2 separate regions of the Homo sapiens genome follow, and region 2 is linked to region 1. The links are chromatin contacts, found by Hi-C or POLR2A ChIA-PET in ENCODE. All regions are on one chromosome and are shown on one strand. The core of a region is the stretch at or near the end of the contact, and the rest is flanking DNA. Distances in the headings are between cores, read along the strand shown. Region 1 has its middle 28 kb from the start of SLC12A7. Region 2 overlaps CLPTM1L (CLPTM1 like).

Evidence for each region. A loop is a pair of places that touch in the nucleus more often than their neighbours do. ChIA-PET counts read pairs that join two places held with the same protein, here RNA polymerase II (POLR2A). Pooled maps may share reads with other maps.
Region 2: a loop to region 1 is called in a map with no recorded cell type, with 2.1 times the contacts of the local background. The contact joins two enhancer-like sites. A Hi-C loop is called at or near these places in 13 of 37 single-sample maps with no recorded cell type and 5 of 50 pooled maps. POLR2A ChIA-PET finds 5 or more read pairs at or near these places in 2 of 52 experiments (PC-9 and activated CD8-positive, alpha-beta memory T cell).

The regions. Positions count from the first base shown.
Region 1 is chr5:1,137,800-1,141,879 of GRCh38, forward strand. It overlaps a transcript of SLC12A7 not described here. Among named protein-coding and RNA genes, the nearest start is that of SLC12A7, 28 kb to the left of the region's middle. RefSeq lists an enhancer at 2,695-3,538. Within about 2 kb of position 2,657, at least 3 of the 41 ENCODE cell types and tissues checked have a DNase peak (open chromatin) inside an H3K27ac peak, as active enhancers do.
Region 2 is chr5:1,313,868-1,317,991 of GRCh38, forward strand. CLPTM1L (CLPTM1 like) reads right to left here. Exons shown (of 17, transcript NM_030782.5): 17 at 3,885-4,124. Among named protein-coding and RNA genes, the nearest start is that of MIR4457, 6.6 kb to the left of the region's middle. RefSeq lists enhancers at 2,049-2,438, 2,729-2,878. Within about 2 kb of position 2,529, at least 17 of the 41 ENCODE cell types and tissues checked have a DNase peak (open chromatin) inside an H3K27ac peak, as active enhancers do.

The DNA.
Region 1 (4,080 bases), core at 1,407-3,906:
AAGACAGCACAAGCGCCTGGATCTGCCCCTCCCCCGGCACCAGCTCCCCGGGGCCTGGCGCACTGTGAGGAGAATCATGGATGTCGGCGCCAGCGCTGTGGAAGACACCCTAAGGGGGTCCAGTGAGCTGTGGCAGAAGGAGCAGTCTCTCTTGCCGGGCTGGTTCCTGGGCTCCTGGTTCCTGAGTGACCCTGGAGCAGGGATAGCCGCCGGCACCCGCCCCTCCTCTTCTCAGAAGTGGTCACGCTGTGTCCAGAGTTGGTTCCTTCCAGTGGGTTCTTGGTTTATGCTGACTTCAAGAATGAAGTCCCAGATCTTTGCAGTGTTACAGCTCTTAAACGTGGCACGGACCCAAAGAGTGAGCAGCAGCAAGATTTATTGCAAAAGGGGAAAAGCGGAAAAAAACACAAACCTTCCACATCATTGAAATGAACCCCAGGGCACCACCCACTGCCGGCGGGGTGGGGCAGGGCAGGGCGGCTTTTATTCCCTTATTTGACCCCACCCACATCCTGCTGATTGGTCCATTTTACAGAACACTGATTGGTTCATTTTACAGAGTGCTGATTGCTCCATTTTTACAGAGTGCTGATTGGTGCATTTACAAACCTTTAGCTACACACAGAGCTGCTCATTGGTGTGTTTACAATCCTTTAGCTAGACAGAAAAGTTCTACAAGTCCCCACCCTACCCAGAGGCCCAGCGGGCTTCACCTCTCAACCTCATAGGGCCTCCTCCTCTGTGTGCCTCTCTCCTCGTCTGTTTCTGATTTGCCAGTGGGCTTAGAGCCCGCTCACATAAACTGGGGCGACTTCAGCTGGAGATCTTTACCCCACATGCAAAGATTCTTTTCCAAATAAGGTCATATTCTCGGGTTCCAGGAATCAGGACATAGATGTAGCTCTTTGGAGGCCACCGTTTAGTTTACTACAAACCTTGAAACCAAAACAGGATCAAGGTCCAAACTTAGAAGGACTTGGGCTCCAGAGAGAGGCCCAGGAAGCTAAGCCCCACTGCCCGACACAGCCCTGTGTGCACAGTGGGAGCCCCAGGGTGTCTGTTCAACTGCAACACACAGCTTTCTACCAGGTCCTTAACACATGCTGGGTCCTAACATGTGCCCTGAGGTGAGCCGGGGATACTCGACTCCAGGGCACTGGCCAGAAGCCTTGGACCTGCACCCACCACCCAGGCCTCTGAAAGGAGAGCAAGCTGAAGTCTTGACTTTGAAACAGCTGCAGGGGTCGCCCCTCACCCAAGCTTGGGGTGGGGGGGGGGCTCTGGGCGGCAGCAGGTGCACTTTGGGAGCCTCCGATGGTCCCCACAGCTGGGCTCCCTCCTCATCCCCATGGGCGTAGCCCACCAGGTGGCTGCTGAGTCCTCATGGTCCGTAGGCAAGAGGAAGGGGGAAAGTGTGAGCCCTTGGCCTCCACGGCAGCCGGCTGGGATCCTGGCGGGGGACCCTCGCTGGTAACAGCATCTCCCCAGGACGTGCGGCCCCAGTGCCTGCACCCAAGCCCAGCCCTGGTGGGGAGCAGCCCCTGGAAGGCAGGAACCACTCCAGGCAAATGCAGCTGGTGCTCAGCTACATCCTCACGAGGGCCCTGGGCCCCAAACCAAGAGGCGGCTCAGCCTGACAGATGCGGTTCTGGGAGCTGGGGCGGTTGACACTGCCTGGGCCTTGCCGGCTTGGCCTTCTCTGAGGGGTGGTGTCCACACAGCAGCAATGGTGCCACATGCCGGAACCTGGAACCGAGGTTGCCTCGAGAACTGTTTGGGCAGTGGCCCTAGCGGGTGTGGGTGCCGGGAAACAGGAGGCAGAGTGGCCCCCATGTTCCTCTGTAGGCGTCCGCACAGCCTGCCTTCCCCGAGTGCACACGGCGAGCTTGCTTGACCCTGGGGTGGCCACGGCCCACTTTTGTGACCCACGTCCCTCCTCCCGGCAGGCCCCGTGTCTTTGGGGAAGGTGAGTAATTCTGAATCTGGTTCCCGAGCCCCACTTCCCAGTCTAGGGCCACTACGTCCCCACGGTTCTGGGACACTTGCTGAGACAAAGGCAGATTTTGTGAGTCAAAAGGGACTTTCCACATCTCCAAACGGCGTTTCCGGATGCATGGGCCTCAGGGCTCTGATCCCAAGAAGTGCCAAGAAGACCTCTGTGGTCACAGATGCGGACCAGGCCGGGACATGCTGGAAGGTGTCAGGACACGCCCGGCCTGCACCTCTGTCTCCCAGAGCATCCCAGGTCTCAGGGCATCAAACGCTCCGAGGTCGGTGACCAGGCACCACCGCCTTGGCCTCAACCAGCACCCCAGAGGCGCCGTCCTGCCCTCAGAAGGCCCCCCAGAAACGCTGTTTCCCATCGCTGGCTGGCTGTCTCGTACCAGCCGCTGCAGCCCCGGCCCACCTGCATGCAGGGAGCAGGGCCCCATGGGAACCCAGGCAGATCCCCCTCCTGAGAAAGGTGGCCCTGCCCCAGCCAGCACATCCCAGGCGATGAGGCATGTGATCCCCATGGCCCCTCGGGTGAATCCTGACCGCCAATCTGCACACACAGCCACACCTGCGTCTCCATCTCCCTCGGTTCTGTTCCCCCCCACCGGGTCTGGAAGACACTGGTAAGCAGGGGAGGAGGAAACAGGTGCAGCTCCAGCGAGGCGGTGCTCCCTGCTGGTGAGTGGGTGCCCCCTGCTGGTGAGGGGGGGTGCTCCCTGCTGGCTTCCCCTCCCCACAGCTGTCCCTGGAGGGAGGCGTCATTCTGTAAACAGGGAGATGGGGTTCAGGACGGTGCCAGCATGCCCAGCAATCCCGGAGTTCCCCGTGCTCAGGAACTCGCACCGCTGGCTCCACGCTCTCTACTCCAGTGGGACAAGAAAGCTCTGCTCACCAGGCAACGAGAGGCGCAAGGGCGGAGCCCAGGGCCCCGGGGAGGGCTCAGGTGGCTGGCGGAGGGGGTGCAGGGAAGGGAGATTCACCCAGGAGGGCCATTGACAAGCACTGGCTGGGGAGGGATGTGGTCACTGCACCGGCATGACAGCTCGGAGTAGCTTCTAGGTGACCACGCCATGGGAGAATGTTCTGAGGGGAACCCCTTGGGAGGCTCAGCATGAGGCAGAGCCGTTGGGGGCTGCAGCCAAGGTGGGCAAGCTGGGCCTGGGCCAGTTCAGAGCAGCCAGGCTGAGGGGGAGGGTGGACACGGGACGTTTATACCAATACGCTCGGGCCGCTGTGGAAATGAGTGCAGCCAGGCTGTGCACACCACAGACACGTCTCGAAGCCTCGGGCCTGAAGTCCCAGGTCAGTGTGTGGCTGGGCTGCTCCCCTGAGCTGTAGGCGGGCACCGGTTCCGGCCTCTTCTTGGCTTGCAGGCCCCAGCTTCTCCCTGTGTCTCTGTATCGTCCCTGCTCTGTGAGTGTCTATTTCTGTGTCCAAATTCCCCCTTTTAATAAGGACACCCGTTATATTGAATTAGGATGCACCCCTGTGAGCTGTCACTTGATGACCTCTGCAAACAGCTCCCTCCCAATACCATCACATTCTCAAGTGCTAGGCAGTAGGACCCCCAGTCCTCTCCCAGTCCTAATGGAGAGATGTCACTGAGCCTGTAACTTGGCTGTCCCAGCCGTCCCTGCTGCCACGGGCACCACAGCCGCCATGGGCACCAGAGCCGCCACGGGCACCACAGCTGTCCCTGCCTCCCTCTCTGTGCTCTCCCCTGGCTTGTTTTCTGTATCTCCTGGGATGGAGGCTCCCTGGGGACTGTCTTCCCCACTGTGTCCTCAGCACCCAGACCTCACTGGGACAGCAGCCACTAAGCTTGTGTGGTCACTGAAGTTTATATTTAAGTTAAAATTTTTTTTAAAAAATGAAGAATCCAGGTCCTCAGCCACAGCAGCTACAGCTCAAGTGCCGATAGCCACATGTGGCCGGTGGCTGCTGCATAGGACAGCGTGGACAAGGAATAACTCCGTTGGTGCAGAGAGGCCACTGGACACTCAGGCAGAGACAAGAGGGTTCGCCGGGACAGATCAACAGATGAACAAATTCAGAACAAAATGCTTAGTGAGGGAGAAGTGAACT
Region 2 (4,124 bases), core at 1,279-3,778, 180 kb after region 1:
TAAAAGTGCCTGCCGGCCTGGTGCAGCAACTCATGCCTGTAATCCCAGCACGTTGGGAGGCCAAGGCGGGCAGATCACGTGAGGTCAGGAGTTCAATACCAGCCTGGCAACATAGTGAAACCCCATCTCTACTAAAAATACAAAAATGAGCCGGGCGTGGTGGCAGATGTCTGTAACCCCAGCTACTCGAGAGGCTGAGGCAGGAGAATCGCTTGAACCCGGGTGGCAGAGGTTGCAGTGCCAGCCTGGGTGACAGAACGAGACTCCGTCTCAAAAAAAAAAAAAAAAAAAAAGTGTCTGCCTCTCAGTGCACCAGCTGAGTCCAGCCAGCAGGACAGAAGCCACTGGGACATCACACTGAAGGTTCAACAAGGGAAATGGCAGGATGAGGGGGAGGTGGGCATGTCCCCCCAGACATCCCGGTTCAGCCCCAGAACCGCGGATGTGATCCCACGTGCCAGAGTGGACTCGGTGGCCACCATCACACTTGGATCTTGGATGGGAGATGATGCTGGGTAATCGTCTGGGACTGATGTAACCACAGAGGGTCGGGGTGAGAATCAGGGATATGACCACGGAGGCAAAGGTTAGGGTGAGGCGAAGAAGGCCACAAGCCCGGGAATGCAAGGAGCACAGCTCTCGAGGTGGAGAGCACGAGGAACGGAGCACCTGGAGCCCCTGGAGGGCAGGGCCTGCCCACACCCCAGTGGCCGCGCAGGGAGGTCTGGTCTGGACTCCTGGCCTCCAGAACCATCAGAGAACAAATATGCTGCTTGAAGCATGAAAGCTGTGGGGATGGTGGCCGTGGCTGGGGGACACTCAGGCGGTGGCTTTTCTGGGACCAGTGTCTCTGCAGAGGCTGCTGCTCTGAAAGCATGGTGGGCCACAGGGCGCCACACCCCCTTGGGTCCTGTGCCTGCTTCAGGAAAGGGGTAAGCAGTGTGGTATACGCCAAGACCTCCTCCTGGTTTCCCTCCTCCGCATGGATCACTCCTCGAACACAGCCCCTGCTTCGTCAGGGTTCCGTAGCCTCACCTATCGCAGGCTGCACCCCATCCTTCCTCCAGACCCCTGGCCTGTGGGGCTTACCGGGGCCGAGGCCAACAGACTGATCTCGTTGCCAAAGACCCAACAGCCACCAAACTGGCTTCAACAGGGCTATGTGTGGCAGGTACTTCACAGGGGGACGTGTTCTCATTTTCCTTGGCTTTCTAATAAACTCTGGTCTAAAGAAAATCTCTTCTATAAAATGAGTGGCCAGTGCCAAGGGGTAGAGACAGAAGCTCCTTCTGGACACTGGCTGCTCCAGTAGAGCCCATCCTGCCCAGGTACGGAGCCCACCAGCTGCGATCAGGACACTGCAGTTCCACCGTGGGGGACCCCGGGCCCTCACCTTGTCAGTCCTCTGTTTCAGCTTCGAGGGCTTTGACACAGTCTAAAATCCACAGGTACTTAGCGCATTTCTAAGTCCCACCTCATGATCAATCATAAGACAGGGCTTTGATGGTATGCAGAAATATCAATGAAATCCAAGAGGAAAACAGAACTAAACTCATCGGGATGAATGACAGATAAACCCTTTAAGCATGTTTCAAGTCGCCCAGGTGGAGCCTCTGTTGGTCAGTGAAGCTTCAGGGTTCCCATGAGATGGATCTGCATGAGGCTCAGTCCTCTCTTGAAACACTGCCCATTTGCAGGAGCGCCGGCCCACAGGGCAGAAGTCAGACTGTCAGAGCAAGTGCCGGTCCTGAAGCTGGAAGGACTTTCAAGGCTCATTCCCCAAACTCATTTTTTTTTAAACCTCTGCTCATCTTAAAGAAAGGAGAGGCAGGCGCCCCAGAAACCTCTCAGGAGTAACTGACACACGTGACTTGCGGTGTCTTCAAAGGAACACTCTGCAACTTGCTACTGTTTAAACAGAGCAAGACTAACAGTCACCAGCAGCTGGTTCACGCATTAAGGCCCTTTGCAGGTGAAAGAAAACGGCACTGGAGGGCCGACTGCAGAAGCAGACGCAGTGCACGGTGGACATCTGCCCCTTTTGGGGGCCTGCCACGGTGCTTCCTGAAAACTCAGGTTAAGCTGACTCTGCTGTCAGGCTGATGAGGCGCCTGCACCCACCTTTGCTCAGCACGCCAGCCCAAATGGAAGAGCAGGTGCTATGACAAAAATCAGTTCTTGTAGCAACTATTTTTGATACTGAAACTGAAAAGCGAGAGCAGCAAAGCTATCCACGGAGCTCCTGACAGTTAGGCCCGGCTTTGGCTGCTGATGCAGGGGCCGAATGACGCTATTTCTGCAGCAGCCGGCCGCAGGCGCTGACCCACCGCGGGATGTGCCCCAGGAGGCAGAAGAAACGCTGGGAACCGCACCTAACCTTGCCAGCATCCCCCAGGCAAAGCCAGGCACTTTGAGTTCATCGGTGGAGTTGGGCGATACTCCTTTCCCGTTTGTGTGCTTAGCTGCTGCCAACAGGATGTGCTGGGTGAAGCCTTACAGAACACAGCCAGTTGTGTTTTATAAAGCAAGGCTCCCCTCCCCCAAAGACAAATAAAACCACAGGTGTGGAAGGGACACCCTCCACCGCACCCCGCCCTAGTAATCTGACACCGCAGGCAAAGGCACGGCCTGTGTGGGTAAGATCCATTGTAAACGTTTAAAACTTCCTGTTCCCTGATGCCTCAACTTCCCCGCAGACCGACGCACCTGTGATGGGCAGGGCCGTGTGACCTCGTGACCTTCACATACACCAATGAAGACCCTCACGCCTTCTGCTGTCTTTCCCCCACTGCTGACTTGCCTGCGGGCCCCCACTATCTGCCCTGCCTCTGGAGCCGCCTCCCGTGTGCCCCCCCAGGCCCCTTAAGGTGCTGTGCGTCCCATCTGGAACCGGCAGTTCACCCGCTCTCCCAGCCACCCTTCCAGACCCCACTTACAACACACGACTAAGTAACACAGTACAGGCCGTGTATTCGTATTTGTTTTCCTGTGCCAACTCATCTGGTATCTTCGTATTTTAATGAATAAAACTGAAAGATGACAACTTGAAGCCCCAGTGCATTCCTCTCAAATCGAGTGAAGTTTACAACACCTTAATTATAAAAGATTTATCTGATCCAGAAGAAAGCAGAGTGTACAGAAACTTCACTGTCATCTGCGAATGGACTGAGAGCATCTGGATTTGGTTCTCAGCCTGAATGAGCATCCTGGAATGGTGTGTCTCGTCCATTTACGTGGAGACACATGGAACAGGCCTGCAGGCTTGGGGCTCTGAGCAGGGCTCCCAAAGCCCCTCAGCTGCAAGGAAGCCAGGCCCATGAGAGGGGAGCCTGTTCCAGAAACACAAGAGGATGAAAGCTGTTATTGGCAAAGGAGACTTAGAGCAAGGAAATGACCAGGAATAAAAAAAGATTATATATTTAGAGGCCAGGTGTGGTGGCTCATGCCTGTACTCCCAGCACTTCAAAAGGCCAAGGCGGGTGATCACTTGAGATCAGGAGTTCGAGACCAGCCTGGACAACATGGCAAAACCACATCTCTACTAAAAATATTAATACAAAAAAGCTGGATGTGGTGGTGCACACTTGTAGTCGCAGCTACTCAGGAGGCTGAGGCAAGAAGATTGTGTGAACATGGGAGGTGGAGGCTGCTGTGAGCTGAGAACAACAAACCCCACAAAAACTAACTTCAACAAACATTAAACTTCACTACACACCGAGTCCAGCAGTTCTCCACCCATCTTTCTATTCCATTTCTCTCTCTCTGCCTCAACCTAGGGCAAGATAAGCTTGACCTGATGGGTCATGGCTCTGTACAATAGTTTAGTCTTAAACAACTAAGATGCTACGTATCTAAGAACACTCATGACTCAAAGGCTTGCAAAGGGCTCTTTAAATTTGCTCTTTTAATGCATAAATAAATCCATATCATGTATTACTTTCTGGAAAAGGGTTAAACTCAAATATCCGAAATACTTTCATTATACCAGGTCAAGAAAAATGCCACAGCCAGAAAAATTTATTTTAAAATAGAAACATACATTAAGCTTTAAAACAACCAACTCTCAAACAAAAGAGGAAAGAGCCTTTGATCCCAGAGTCCATGCGGAATGAATTCCATACGTG